Linked DNA regions of Homo sapiens: region 2 is linked to region 1. A link is an interaction called in ENCODE POLR2A ChIA-PET data of the cell type or tissue named here. Cell type or tissue: CD4-positive, alpha-beta T cell. All regions are shown on one strand.

Region 1 (8,000 bases):
GAAAGAAAATGATTCTTAGGGATGCAATGCATTAGTGGCTGTGACTTTAGTTAAAACATAGAATTTTGTTTGTTTTTTTTCTTTTGAGACAGGGTCCTGTTCTGTTGCCCTGGCTGGTGTGCAGTGGCAATAGTGGCTCACTGTAGCCTTGATCTCCTGGGCTCTAGCCATCCTCCTGCCTCAGCCTCTTGAGTATCTGGGAATACAGTCGTGTACCACCATGCCTGGCTAATTTTCAATTTTTTTTTTGTAGAGACAGGGTCTCGCTATGTTGCCGAGGCTGGTCTTTAACTCCTGGTGTCAAGTGACACTCTTGCCTCAGTCTCCCAAAGTGCTGGGATTACAGGTGTGAGCCACTGCCCAACCTTCATGCAGCATTTTAAAAAATGAAAATGTAGCTGCTTGTTCTAGGAGAAACTTGTGAAATTGGATCATTTAACCAACTCTGCCTGTGCGTGACTTGCCTTCAGTTCTCCAGCTTGGCCTCAATCCCTTTTTCTTGCTGCTTGGAACCCACATCACCACCAGTGACCTCACAAGGCAGTGCCCCTCCGCACCCCTCCCTTCTCCAAGACTCCCCCGCCGCCCCCTTTCTTGCTCTTACCCACACGCCACTGCAGACACAGCGCCCTCCTCCCCTGCTGCCCCCCTCTTGCTCTTACCCACACGCCCCTGCAGACACAGCACCCTCCCCCCACCCACCGTTACACCCTCTCTTGCTTTTACCCACACGCCCCTGCAGACACAGCGCCCTCCTCCCCTCCTGCACCCTGGGGGCTCCCCGCATGTGCTGTGATGTTGAACATGTGGGTGTCAGGATGAAAGGAAGAAATCTAGATTTGATGTGGTGGGAGGTAAAAGCACTCTCGAAGGCTTTCGAGCTGGGCTATGACTGTCAGGATGAATGTGGTTTTAATATGTGGAAGAGATTTATTTCTTTAATAGTCACCTGTTAAGAGTCTTAGATATCACTGATGTGTCTTGTTAAGAAACCTTATAACAAACGTATTTCTTAAACTTACATCTGGAGCTCTGCAAAGCATTAGCTGTTCTGCAGGAATGACAGAGGGTCTCCTGTGCGGCCAGCTCCTCTGGAGTCAGGGAGCCATGGAGCCACTGCTGGTTCTGAGGATGGTGACAGCAGGAGGTGGAGATGGCTTCATGATCTGCTGTGAGCAACGTGCAACCTTCTCCCTGCTGTTAAGTGACTAGAATTCCCAGGTGCCGCCTGCTGATTAGTTCCAGTTTGTGTTCCACGAGAGCAGATGTGTGTGAGGTGCAGGGAATGCCCCGCTGCGGGAGATGGTTTTCTCCTGCCACCGTCCCTCCCCAGGCCACACCATCCACACACATGAGCACGCTCGTCTTCCTTTCTCATAAAGCACAGACCTAGAAATATTTCTCGGTTTAAAAATAGTGTTTTCCCTACCTCGAGTCAAGGTTCAGTTCTCATCTCTCTAATTTTAGTTCCTTGTTTTTATGAACTTTGAAATGTTTTCCTTAACCAGAAAACAGAAAAAAGCAATCCCAGAGACAAGGGAAATTTCTTGCTCCATTTCCCTGTAGTAAAGGCATTTCTATGTGAGATTTTCTTTTTATCCTGAGCAGGTTATCAGAAACCAAAATTTTGAATTAGGAGTTTAAAGAAGAGGCAAGGGGGAAAAAGTGCTCTCTACGGGACCTTGGTTGCCATGTGGAATGTTTTTGGAGCATAAAATTGATATTTTTACAAAAAAAAAAAAACGAAAAAAATGTTTCTGGTAGAGGCCTGGAGAACGCCGTCATGATTCTGAAGGTGTATATATTTTTTATTGTTTCTGTCAAACTAATTTTATATAAGACATTAATGGAAAGGTCAAAACACATAATTCTCTGAAGCCTATTAGAAAAATTTCTTCCGTTGGGCTGGGAACGGTGGGTCATGCCTGAAATCCCAGCACTTTGGGAGGTTGAGGCGGGAGGATCACTCTTGAGGCCAAGAGTTTGAGACTAGCCTGGCCAACGTGGCAAAACCCCATTTCTATCAAAAAATGTATATATATATACAAAAATTAATCGGGTGTGGTGGCGCACGCCTGTAGTCTCAGCTACTCGGGAGGCTAAGGCAGGAGAATCACTTGAGCCTGGGAGATGGAGGTTGCAGTGAACCAAGAGCATGCCACTGCACTAGAGCCTGGGCAACAGAGCAAGACTGTCTCAAAAAAAAAGTAAAGAAAAGAAAAATTACCTCTGTTAACTTCTTTAAATTCTTAGGTACAGGTGGTAATTTTTTTCTTTGTTAAAATTGATGTTGGTCATTTTGTGTTTGAGTTTTCTGTTGCTATTTCATGGGGATTTTCCTGTGCATCTACATAATATAGTATTTCTTTGAATTAATATGCCATAGTTTAATCATTTCCTGTTTGAGCTTTTTAGATTGCTTGAAGGTTTTTCTTTCCTTTGTAAATACTGCAGCTTTAAGGAATGTGTGACTTTTGAAGCTCTCTGTTTTGGCAGATGGCAAAGGGGGTGACCATCTTATTTTTATTAATTTTTTATTATAAAAGTAAAACATGTTTTTGGTGTTTTAGAAAAGACAGATAAGCAAAAAGAAGATTAAAAAAACATTTACCAACTAGAGATAGCCATTTTGAATGTTTCAACATGAGGTTTTTAGACTTTTTCAGTGCATATACGATATATATCAAATATTTATTCAAAATCAAATATATATCAATGCATATAAATATATATAGATATAATGGTGTCATATGAAACACCATTAACACCATTAAACACCATTAACACCATTAAACACCATTAACACCATTAAACACCATTCATGGATCATGAATACCTTTCCACTTAAATCTGTATGTACATCTTTGTTTATTTTATTTTATTTTATTTTTTTGAGACAGAGTCTTGCTCTGTCATCCAGGCTGAAGTGCAGGGGCATGATCTCGGCTCACTGCAACCTCTGCCTCCCGGGTTCAAGAGATTCTCCTGCCTCAGACTCCCCAGTAGCTGGGACTACAGGCGTCCGCCACCACACCCAGCTAATTTTTGTATTTTTAGTAGAGACGGGGTTTCAACATGTTGGCCAGGATGGTCTCCAACTCCTGACCTCAGGTGATCCACCCACCTTGGCCTCCCAAAGTGCTGGGATTACATGCGTGAGCCACCATGCCTGGCCAAGTCTGTACATACATCTGTATCATCATTTTAAATGACTTAGATTTTATTCTGGGGATGTACTATAATTTATTCAGGAAATATCTCTTGTTGGAAATGTAGATTGTTTCCAGCTTTGAATCATTGTATATCACAATATGAAACTGTTAATAATCCAGCCATCCCTCACATCAGGATGCATTGTATAATTTAATGGTATGTCATAGTTTAATTGGCAGCACTTTGCATTATATTTTAATAGAACAAAAAGTAATGAAACATCATCATTGGCATCTTAGACTCGATGAAATATAATATTGTCAATTATAACAGTGTGATGAATATCCTTATTTGCCGTTGTCTTTGCCCACGATAATTAGTAGTGGGGCCAAATCTCTTTTTCATATGTGTGTTGCCCTTTTGTATTTCTTCATGAGTTGCTTGTGAATTGGTTGTCTTTTCCTTACTGATTTGTGAAAGTTCTTTATTTATGTAAGTATCTTAAATCTTTGTCTTCCATATATGTTGTAAAATGCCTCCCATTTTCTAATTTGTCTTTCAATCGTGATATTTCTTGATATGTGGAAATTTAAAATCTTTATGTTGGTCTTATCTATCAATCATTGTTTATGGTTTCTACCTTTAGTATCATGGTTAGAAAAGCCTTCCCCACCTGAGGACTATGTAAAATATTAACCTATATTTTCTTCTAATACTTTTATGTTTTTGTTTTCTTTTTTTTTTTTCTTTTTTTGAGACAGGGTCTCACTCTAGGCAGGCTGGAGTGCAGTGGCGTGATCTCACTGCAGCTTTGACCTCCTAGGCTTAGGTGATCTTCCCACCTCAGCCTCCCAAGTAGCTGGGACTACAGGTGTACACCACCACACCTGGCTAATTTTTAAGTATTTTGTAGAGATGGAGGTCTCATTATATTGCCCAGTCTGGTCTCAAACTTCTGAGTTCAAGCAATCCTCCCACCTTGGCCTCCCAAAGTGTTGGGATAACAAGCATGAACCATTGTGCCTGGACTGGATATACCACCATTTTAAAAAATCAGTTTATCAGTTGATGAATATTTGAGTTGCTTGCAGTTCTTGGCTATTATGAATAGAGTTGCTGTGAACATTCACAAGTCTTCCGTGGATGTATATTTTTATTTGTTTCGGTTAAATGCATAGGAGTGGAGTGACTGGGTTGTATGATGAGTGTGTTTAACTTTATAAGAAACTATGAAGCTGAACATGTTATTTTTCTTTGTAACTGGACACTTAATTGAATGCTTATTGTGTCTGAATTTTTTTTTTTTTTCTGAAGCAGAGTCTCACTTTATTGCCCAGGCTGGAGTGCAGTGGCACCATCTTGGCTCACTACCACCTCTGCCTCCTGGGTTCAAGCAATTCTGCCGAAGACTCCCAAGTACTAGGATTACAGGTGTGCACCACCACGCCTGGCTAATTTCTTTTGTATTTTTAGTAGAGATGGCGTTTTGCCATGCTGGCCAGGCTGGTCTCAAACTCCTGACCTCAAGTAATCCACCCACCTCAGCCTTCCAAAGTGTTGGGATTACAGGTGTGAGTCACCGCGCCTGGCCTGTGTCTGATTTTTAAAAATCAGATAGCCTTAGATTTTTCTTGGCAGAAAATCATATAAATTTAAAATCCCCTCCTTTTCAGTTTTTATATCTCATTTTAAAAAATTGGACTGAAAGGTAAAGGCCAAAAATATGCCTATTCTCTGCTTAGGAGTTACAGTAACTTTTGATGTGTGTGTGTGCATATACCTGTGTGCGTGTGTGTGGGTGTTTTCCCGCTGTAAGAAAAGAAGGCATGATGTAATGTGCAGGAAATAATCATAATAAAGAGAATGCTGGCGTACTTCTTGAGTGCTCATTGTTGCTAAATTGGTCATTTACTCCTAAAGGACGTTGGGGAAGGGTGTGTTTGATCTCTCTACAGCCAGAAAGACCACCTGAAAACCCTCCTGGGCCTCGTGAATCTGCTCATCTCTCCAGATGTCACAGGAAGTGTCCTCGGGGGGGGACAAGGCTGTGCTGTTCCATGCAGGCATGGTCTCAGGCTGTTCCCAATTGTGAGTGAGTTTTGAACAAAACTGTAACTTCCCTGTATAGGGCTTACAGTTGGCCTCATCTTACACCCTGTAGTCCAGTGAGTCCGCATGCTAGCTGTGGAAAGCGTGTACAGAAAGGAGGCTGATTCTTTTTTTTTTTTTTTGAGACGAAGTCTCAACCTTGTCCCCCAGGCTGGAATGCAATGGCGTGATCTCGGCTCACTGCAACGTCCACCTCTGAGGTTCAAGCGATTCTCCTTCTTCAGCCCCCTGAGTAGCTGGGATTACAGGTGCCTGCCACCATGCCCGGCTAATTTTTGTATTTTTAGTAGAGACGGGGTTTCACCATGTTGGCCAAGCTGGTCTCGGACTCCTCACCTCAGGTGATCCTCCTCCCTTGGCCTCCCAAAGTGCTGGGATTACAGGCGTGAGCCACCGCCCCCAGCCAGGAGGCTGATTCTTAATTATTGATGCACTGCAGCCTGGGCAACAGAGCAAGACCTTGTCTAAAAAAAAAATTATTGATGCCATTTGGTTCTCTTTGAAACTAATTAATGGCTCCTTAATTTGTCAGTGCGTCTATCTTCTAGCGATCACAGATGCTGTTTGGGTGCTCTTGTCAGTTTTTGGTAACCATTTCTGGTATTTTCTTTTCAAATCCCCAGCCTCACTTTGTGCTGGTTATCACAAGATCCACTTAGACCTTAGAGGTGAGAGCTTGGGAATATTTCATCTGCAAGAAAAATCATTCGTCTGTCTTTGTGTGGGACGAGTTAGGTTATGTAAGCTGATGGAACACGAAACAGAAAACTGGAGCCTTTTTCTTTGGGCACACAAAAATGCAAAAATCTAAATCTCTTATTTTGTTGAATTTTTAAGTGGAAGGAGTTGTAGATTTGCCACCATCAGTCCTGGAGCTGACTTGAATTTTTCTTTTAGGCTCTTGTTAGCTTTTCTAACAGAGATGTCACAGATTAGCAACTAGGCATAAACCTGAGAAATTGGGCACTAATTTTGTTTTGCATTTTTGTTTTGTAAGACGGGGGTCTTGCTGTGTTGCACAGGCTGCAGTACAGTGGCTGTTCACAGGTGTGATGGTAGCGCACTGCAGCCTCGAACTCGTGGGCTCAAGTGATCCTCCCACCTCAGCCTCCCAAGTAGCTGGGACCACAGGCATGTGCTACGCCACCCAGCTGTTATTTTGCATTTGCTCTGTCATCACGTTGTGCTTTTGTGCCTGCCTTTTCTCCTCATTAACTAGATATCTGTCACTTAAAGAAATAACAGCGATGCATTTCAGGATAATAGAACCCCTATGAACTCTTCCAGACTTAAAATTTATCTGTTTCTCCAAAAAACACTGCCTGCATTTTTCCCAAATAAGCCAGATACTCTCAGCCAGGTATCTGTGCAGGTTGGACCCCTGCCCACCTTACAAGATCCAGTAGCATCTCCGTTGGAAAGCTTTTCCTGAGCCCTCCCGCCTGGCCCCCCCGCTGCCCCAGCCGCCATTCCTTGCCAGGTCTCTTTTTACCTCCTTTTGCGTTAATGGGTCTTTGGAGTTGTGTCTCCCCTTCACTGAGCTCTCCAGGACACATTTTGCAACATTTTTGTGTCCCTGGTGTATGGTGTTTAGCAGACGCTCAGTATTTACATGTTGACAGATTGCACACATGGGACCGGGTACATTTCTTGCCAGTACATCCAGTTTTCCCTTACCTCTTCTGCTGTAAATTAATGTTCCTCTGGGGTTTAAAAAATTAATTTAGTGGTTAATTTAGTAAGAGATTAAAATTAGGCACTGGCCAGGCACGGTGGCTCATGCCTGTAATCCCAGCACTTTGGGAGGCTGATGTGGACAGATCACCAGAGGTCAGGAGTTCGAGACTAGCCTGGCCAACATGGCAAAACCCCATCTCTACTAAAAATACAAAAATTATCTGGGCGTGGTGGCACATGCCTGTAATCCCAGCTACTTGGGAGGCTGGGACAGGAGAATTGCTTGAACCCGGGAGGCGGAGGTTGCAGTGAGCCAAGATGGTGCCACTGCACTCCATATATATATAGTAACAGGTCTCACCTTGTCACCCAGGCTGGAGTGGAGTGGCATGATCACAGCTCACTGTAGCCTCAGCTTCCTGGGCTGAAGTGATCCTCCTACCTCAGCTTCCTGAGTAGCTGGGACTACAGGCATGCACCACCATAGCTGGCTAATTTTTCTATTTTTTTGTGGAGACGGGGTCTCACCATGTTGCCCAGGCTGGCCTTGAACTCCTGGGCTCAAGCGATCCTCCTGCCTCAGCCTCTCAAAAGTATTGGGATTACAGGTGTGAGCCACTATACCCGGCCATAAAGTAGTACTTAAAAGTGTAACAACTTTCAATAAATCTTTGTGAGATTCAGAACAACCTTTTGAATTGTCTATGTAAAGAAATACCGAACTGCTTTTTTTTCCCCTCGATCACTTTTTAACCTTCCACTTTGTAGACAATTTGCTAGTGTGTTTTCTATTTTTTTTTTTTTTTGCCACTGGGTATTGCCCTGTCATCCAGACTGGGGTACAATGGCATGATCGTAGCTCACTGAAGCCTCGACCTCCTGGGCTCAAGCGACCCACCCGCCTCTGTCGCCCAAGTAGCTGGGAATATAGGCGTACACCACCATGCCCGGCTAATTGTTTTTTTAATTTAAATTTTGTTTTTTTTTTTTTGCGGAGGCAGATCCTCACTATGTTGCCCAGCGTGGTCTTGAACTCCTGGCCTCAAGTGCTCCTCCCACCT
Region 2 (8,000 bases), 59 kb after region 1:
AGCTTTTGCTTTCTTCCTGGCTCTTAATCACAGCTGGTGACTCGGGTCCTTGCTTGTGGATTCTCCCTGCCACTGGTTCCTACCACTGAGTCAGGTGATGGACGCCATGTTCACAGTTTTATCACCAGCGTCTAGCGTGGCCTGCAGCGGGTGCTCCCATAGAACCCATAAACAAACAACTTCTTGTTTCTTATTATGTGAAGAAAGTTGGTCTGTGTAATTCACCCTCCAGAGAAATGACAGCACTTTCAGTACTTTGTTCTGCCCTTCCTTGATCTCCACGCTGTTTGCAGATGGACCACCGTTGTAGAGATGTGATTTGATTCTTGACGTTTCTGAGTGTCCACGGTGCTGCGCCTTCCCCCAGGTACTACAGTACTGAGATTAATAAGACAGAGTCAATGTAAGGTGTTAGTAGGATTTAGAATAGGTCTAATCTCATTCTTAACGGATTTCAGGAGCTTATTATGTGTTGAAAGAATGAATAGGATAAAAGTTGTTAAGAAATTTTCTCCGTTTAATTTTTATTTATTAATTTATATTTTAGAGACAGGGTCTTACTCTGATACCCAGGCTGGAGTGCAATGGTGCAGTCACAGCTCACTGAGGCTTTGAATTCCTGGGTTCAAGCAATCCTTCTGCTTCAGCCTCCCAAATTGCGGGGATTACAAGCATGAGCCACTGGCTCTGGCCTATTTTCTCCTTTTAAAAAAAATTGCTGCAGGTATACACATATGCACGGATATACACATACAAATATGTACCTTATACATATATGTATATAATAAATACATGCATATGCGGAATTGTGGCATAGTCTTAGTCTTTTTTTTTTTTTTTTTTTTTTTTGAGACGGAGTCTCGCTCTGGTGCCCAGGCTGGAGTGCAGTGGTGCAATCTCGGCTCACTGCAAGCTCCGCTTCCCGGGTTCACGCCATTCTCATGCCTCAGCCTCCTGAGGAACTGTGATTACAGCATGGGCCACCAGGCCTGGCTAATTTTTGTGTTTTTAGTAGAGATGGGGTTTCACCATGTTGGCCAGGCTGGTCTCAAACTCATGACCTCAAGTGATCCTCCCACCTCGGCCTCCCAAATTGCTGGGATTACAAGCATGAGCCACCATGCCTGGTTGTATTTAGTCTTTAACCTGTCCTCAGGCTGTTTCTCTCTGGGCAGGGAGAAGCATGGAAAGGGGGATGGGCCCTGGTGGCCACCTTTGAAGCATGGAGGCTCCGGTGCCACCCTGCCCTTAGGCTGGGCACAAAGGTGGCTGAGGGAAGGCTAGTCAGCTGCTGGAGGTGTCCTTTATGGTCTCAGTGATTAAAGGTTATGTTGTCCATGAATTTAATTTTATTTCATGATGGAAAAGAGGACATTGCAAATTAAGTATGTCACAGAAATGTAAGGAGCCATGGGGTCTGATAGGGCTGAGGGTGAGTGGCTTGCCGTCGAGTTTCCAGAAGGCGTTATTATGGACCCTAAAGGGGATTTCATGCGTTTCAAAGACTCTAACAGAAGTGTTCTGATGAAGTGGAGTCTGGTGCTGGGACCTGCCACTTCAGCCTGGAATTGTCCTCGTGTGAAGCGCAGTAAAAACCCAGAATGGATGTCGGCAATAAGGGAATTTCTGGGATATGATGGGGGAACGAATATTGTCACCTCCATTTGTGTCAGGAAGTCTCAGTATGCAGATGAGTCAGCTGCAGGGGGTGGCCTCCCAGGCTGCTGGTGGAGCCCAGAAGCAGGGGGCAGGCGTTTGGCCTCTGATACTCTCCTAGCTCTGAGTTGGGACGGAGCTCGTGTATCTACAGTGTGCTCACACAGACTTGGTGCCGGTAGATGGTGAGGGGATAGGTTGGCAGGTGGGTAGGGGGCCTCCCGAGGCAGTAGGGACCTGGAGGAGGCTGGTAGAAAGTGGAGATTGGCCAAAGTGACCTGAATTAGATTCTACCTGGTTCATGAATTTGCCTGAGGCTAAGGCTTCAGCGCAAGGGATGGTGGAGTAATACCTTTCCTGAAACACCTGCTGCCGGCGTGGCCTTGTCTGTCTCTGCCAGATCTTGTTAGCACTGTGGCTTCAGGCCTAGTTAAACATTCAAGCCCAATGCGGTTGGAGAGCACCCATGGCACGCCCATTGTGCAGCAGTGTGTTTAATACATGTGCTGCTTTTAATGGGTGTGAAAGATCAGAGAGCTTGGGTGTGTGTTTTACCAACCACTTTTTAAACTCACATAGTAAAATTTATAGTATATAAAAAGCAGAAAATATGGTGTATCTTCTAAATATTCACATTTAAAACATTTTTTAGAAATAATGTATGTCAAGCAAGGTCAAGCTAATGTGTTTATATAGGCTCTAAATTAGAGTTGTGAACCAGTATCTCATCCCACTTATAGGGTTTTTTTTGAAAACGTTCAAATGTTTCCAGCTCTTTTGTTTCTTTATTCTAAAACATTATCTGCTATTTTGTTCGATAGAGTAACTGTTTCTATTCCACTTTCTTTTTTTTTTTTTGAGACGGAGTCTCGCTCTGTCGCCCAGGCTGGAGTGCAGTGGCGCGATCTTAGCTCACTGCAAGCTCCGCCTCCTGGGTTCACGCCATTCTCCTGCCTCAGCCTCCCAAGCAGCTGGGACTACAGACGTGTGCCACCAAGCCCAGCTAATTTTTTGTATATTTTTTAGTAGAGAGGGGTTTTCACCTTGTTGGCCAGGCTGGTCTCGAACTCCTGGCCTCAAGTGATCCACCCGCCTCAGCCTCTCAAAGTGCTGGGATTACAGACGTGAGCCACCACGCCTGGCTTATTCCACTTTGTAATTGGCTATCCCTGCTATTAATATACAGGGTACTCTCCCTCTCGTATTTGCGTCTAAATGTCATCTATAATAAATAACAGTGAATACTTACTGGTTTCATATTTAGTTTTACTTTTATCCCACCCATTTTCTTTTAGTAGTTCTTATGACTTCACGTTTATTTAATAAAGGTAAAAAAGAACTTTCTGTTTCCAATTCATTCCTTTCACCAATAAGGAAGGATGTGGATCTTCACTGCTTCCTACATAGCTGCCAGCCTCATGTAGCTGTTTAAAATTTAAATTATAATTGAAATCATTAAAAAATTAATTCCTTGTTCATACTAGCTACATTTCGAGTGGTCAGTAGCCACATGTGCCTGGAGGCCACAGAACTGGACGGCTACAGGATGTACCCATCATCACGGGAAGTTCATAGAAAGTTCTTTTTCTTTTTCTTTTTCTTTTTTTGAGATGGAGTCTGCTGTGTTGCCCAGGCTGGAGTGCAGTGGCGCGATCTCAGCTCACTGCAGCCTTCACCCACTGGGTTCAAGTGATTCTTATGCCTCAGCCTCCCGAGTAGCTGGGATTACAGGCTCCCGCCACCACGCCCGGTTAATTTTTGTATTTTTAGTGGAGACAGGGTTTCACCATGTTGGCCAGGCTGGTCTCAAACTCTTGACCTCACGTGATCCTTCCACCTTGGCCTCCCAAAGTGCTGGGATTATAGGCATGAGCTACCATGCCTGGCATGTATCTCTTCTTCTCTAAGTACTCAGCTGTCTTGTTTGAGGCTAGTACCTCCACTAGTCTGGAACCCTCCTTCCTGGGCTTTCTGCCCACTTCCATCTCTCCTTTGACAACAGTGGTTTTTCCAGGGTCTGTGCAGAGCTCAGCTTTCTGCCATAAGACAGGGGAGTTTCTGAAGACTCCTCACCCCTTTTGGGAGTGAGGGCTGCTGACTGAAGCTCCAGGTCACTGTTTTATGAGCTAGCTCTCCGTTTGTTGATGGCCGGGGACCCAGCCTTTGTCCCCTCCTCTCGTGCTTGGGCACTCACTACTCACTGCCTCGGTTTTGCTTTCAGTTTTGATTGTGCATTGAGTCCACAACTTCAATGGGATTTTCTTAAGGCATAAATGACAGTTGCATGGTGTGCAGTGGGAGAACAAATCGCCCAGCCTGGGACATCCCTGGGTGGCAGAGTGGACCTGCTCTCAACTTATGGAATGTGCAGCAACACCTTGAGGTTATTAATAAATACCTGAGTCTGGGCATGGTGGTTCATGCCTGTAATTCCAGCACTTTGGCAGGCTGAGGCCGGAGGATCACTTCAGGCCAGGAGTTCAAGCCCAGCCTGGGCAACATAGTGAGATTCCATCTTTAAAAAAAAATTTTTTTTTAAAAGAAGGTGGGCTTGGTGGTGCACACCTGTCATCCCAGCTACTTGGGAAGATGAGGTGGGAGGATCACTTGAGCCCAGGACGTCGAGGCTGCAGTGAGCCGTGATCATGCCACTGCACTGCAGCCTGGGTGACAGAGAAAGACCTTTTCTCTTAAAAAAACAAAACAAAACAAAACACACACACACACACACAACTGCGATTCTTCCAGAAAAGTTCAGAAAAAGGAAGTCCGAAATACATAGTCCATAGTATTTCAGCCACCAGTGCTGCTGAAGTGAAATTAGAGATAGCAGAGATATCTCAGGAGAAAATGGAGGTTTTTGGGTTTCTCCGTTAGATGACTCGAACAAGTCTGCATGTGCTCTGTAAACAAGAAAACACAGTCTGGGAAACTGTCAGCCTCTGCCCCAGCCAGTGTGCAAAATACTCTTCAAAAGAGAGAAAACTAGAAAACAAGTTGAAAACCGGGTGATCTGACAAGTGTGGAAATTCACAGCAAGCATGTGCCTGTGCTGCAGATACGATCTGGGAGAGAGCCAGCAGCCTGGATCCACATTTCCCAGAAGCAACAGGTGGTGAAGGCAGCGGCATGACTGCTCCCGCGGAAGGTTAGTCACGCATGTTCAGCATCAGCCGGGCGCGGTGGCTCACGCCTGTAATTCCAGCACTTTGGGAGGCCGAGGCGGGTGGATCACTTGAGGTCAGGAGTTCAAGACCAGCCTGGCCAACATGGTGAAACCCCAACTGTACTAAAAACACAAAAATTAGCCGGGCATGGTGGCAGGTGCCTGTAATCCCAGCTACTCAGGAGGCTGTGGAAGAGAATTGCTTGAACCCGGGAGGCAGAGGTTGCAGTGAGCCGAGATCATGCCACTGCACTCCTGCCTGGGCAACAGAGCGAGACTCCATCTCAAAAAAAAAAAAAAAAAGAGAAGAATATTCCGCAACTTAGAGCTTTTCCTTTGCATGATATGATGTTTACAGGCGAGGTGGCTCCGCAGCCTCGGTGGCCTTTCTTCCAGCTGAAGATGCCCACAGGAGGTGTCAGTGCAGGTATAACCACCTGTGGGTCAGAAGAAAATGCCTTTGCAAGTAAATCTCCTCCTGGATGAAAAGGCCCATCTGTGTTCCAGGCAAGGACAGTGGCCGCTTCTGCGTTTCTGTGGCCAAGCGTCTGGCGTGCGGGTGTGGCTGGGCTCACCATGCTGTGCGGGCTACACCTGCTGCAGGAGAAGTGTGTTTGTGCTCGAAGAAGACAATGTGGGTGTCGGCCCGGCGTTTTTAGGTTGGACTACAATAGTGAGAGCTGCAAATTGGATGATTCTTGGAGCTATTTCATGAAGGTCAAATTTTCTTTTGTTTTGTTTTATTTAATCTCTCCCAGACTTCTGAACTTTTGCTATGTTGAATTTTTAGTTCTTCAAGGTTATTTGGCCTTATTCTTGACTTGCATGTTTTTCTGCCCTAGCTCTACCACATTATCTTTTTTTTTTTTTTTTTGAGAAGGAGTTTCACTCTGCTGCCCAGGCTGGAGTGCAATGGTGCGATCTTGGCTCACTGCAACCTCTGCCTCCTGGGTTCAAGTGATCCTCCTGCCTCAGCCTCCCAAGTAGCTGGGATTACAGGCGTGCATCACCACGCCTGGCTAATTTTCGTATTTTCAGTAGAGACAGGGTTTTACCATGTTGGTCAGGCTGGTCTTGAACTCCTGACCTCAAGCAACCCCCCGCCTCGGCCTCCCAAAGTGCTGGGATTACAGGTGTGAGCCACCATGCCTGGCCCACATTATCTATTTCTAAGCCTTTAATATTTTTCATTTACCTGCTACTGCTCACTCTACCTTGTATTCTCAGGGAGGGTGTATTTCTTCCCAGCTTTATTTTATTTCTTCTCTAAATCTCAGAATTATTGCACCTTGTTGATGTTCACATTACTGTATTTAGTTTATTTTATTGTATTATTAATATTATTATTATATTTGAGACAGGGTCTCACCCTATCACCTAGGCTGGAGCATAGTGACACAGTCATAGCTCACTGCAGCCTTCATTTCCTGGGCTCAAGCAGTCCTCCTGCCTCAGCCTCCCAAGTAGCTGAGATCACAGAAATGCACCACCACACCCAGCTTCCTTTTCTTTTTCAAAAAAACAGCTTTATTGACGTATAATTCACATATGATGCAATTCACCCTCTCAAGTGTATGATTTGGTGGTTTTTAGTATATTCATGGTGTTGTGCAACCATCACCACAACCTAATTTTACATTTTCGTCACCCCAAAAAGTAACCCTGCATCCGTTAGCAGTTACACCCTCTCTCTCCTAAACCCATGGCAGCCACTCATCTGCTTTCTGTGTCTACAGATCTCCCTATGCCAGACATTTCATATAAAGGGGATCACCTAGTTCGTGGCCTTTTGGGACTGGCTTCTTTAACTAAACATCATACAGCTTTATTTCCATTTTCAGTGTATTCCCTTTTTTTGTTTTCAAGTATTTAGTGGCTACCTAGTCTCAGATTTTAAATTTAGTTTTTCCTTTCTCTTCTTTCTATAATCTATTTTTCATCATCTACACTGTGTGCTTGAATCAGCACCTCTTAGAAACCTACGGATGAGCTGTTAGCTCTCTAGGGACAAGAACACGGTCTGGGACCCCCGTCCCTGCTGCAGGTGTGACCTGACCCCCTCCCTCTGCCGACGTGACCTATCCCCCTCCCTCCCGTCTGTGGCATCTGGTGCATTTGGTGCTGTCATTTCACAAATAAAAGGTGATCAGCTGGTGGTCTGTTTCAGTTCTGGTATCTTTCCCCAGCTCTCTTGTTTCATAGCCTCTTCCCATTATTTAAACTCTGCTCTGTTACAGGATTCTTAATAGTTATTGCAGACCTTCATTTCCATTTTGTTGTCTGCAACTCATTGTTGAAGTGCCATTTGTTGCTTCTGAACAGCCCATAGACACTTGGACTTGAATGCATATGACTCTCTTCTTGTGGGTCCAGATCGTCACTCACTGACTGTCCTCACATTCACAGCTGTTCTCAGGACAAGCACCGTCTTTCCCTTTTTCGGATGTCCCTGTTTACCTGAATCAACTCATTTAATCCTCACAACAGCCCTGTGCTATGATATGACCATCATATCACAGCATTTTCGTTTTCTTTTTCTTTTATTTTTTTGAGACAGGGTCTCATTCTGTCACCCAGGCTAGAGTGCAGTGGCGTGATCTCGGCTATCTGCAACCTCTGCCTCCCGGGTTCGAGAGATTTTCCTGCCTTAGCCTCCCGAGTAGCTGGGACTTACAGGCACCTGCCACCACAGCTGGCTAATTTTTGTAGTTTTAGTAGAGACAGGGTTTTGCCATGTTGGCCAAGCTGGTCTTGAACTCCCGACCTCAAGTGATCTGCCCACCTCGGCCTCTCAAAGTCCTGGGATTATAGGCGTGAGTCACCGCGCCGGCCAGCATTTCCATTATCTAGACAAGGGAACTGAGGTCAAGCATTGGAGTGAAAGTCACCTAGGTGGCTTTTTTTCTTTTTTAACCTATTTATTTCTTTCAACCCTTAGCCCAGATCCTAACCTTCGGTAAGTACTCAGTAAACATTTAGTCTGCTGGGTGCATGAACGAGCGAATGAGCAAATGAATGACAGCGATAGCACCTGGTGGGCTGTTCGCTGGTGTGCTGGGTGTGCTGGGTGTGCTGGGTGTCGTCTCTCAGAGACTCATTTCTACAGTCTTTGTGAAGGCTCGTGCTAGTAAACCCTAATTCAAGAGGTTTCTTAGAGGTGGGAGGCGAAGGTCTCTGA

The links. Peaks named below come from ENCODE experiments on the same cell type or tissue, not always from the same donor. Only the 100,000 strongest peaks of a DNase experiment are listed, where the experiment ranks them.
Region 2: POLR2A ChIA-PET joins it to region 1 with 5 read pairs; 4 of 35 experiments call an interaction of 5 or more read pairs at or near these places.

Annotation. Positions count from the first base shown.
Region 1 is chr16:4,074,462-4,082,461 of GRCh38, reverse strand. The region is part of intron 2 of ADCY9 (adenylate cyclase 9); the gene reads left to right. Among named protein-coding and RNA genes, the nearest start is that of ADCY9, 38 kb to the left of the region's middle. In CD4-positive, alpha-beta T cell, no CTCF peak of the experiment used is centred here; DNase peaks (open chromatin) are centred at 761 and 4,961.
Region 2 is chr16:4,015,340-4,023,339 of GRCh38, reverse strand. The region is part of intron 2 of ADCY9 (adenylate cyclase 9); the gene reads left to right. Among named protein-coding and RNA genes, the nearest start is that of TRIDDENT, 69 kb to the right of the region's middle. RefSeq lists a silencer at 7,758-8,000. In CD4-positive, alpha-beta T cell, no CTCF peak of the experiment used is centred here; a DNase peak (open chromatin) is centred at 6,449; H3K4me3 peaks cover 439 bases.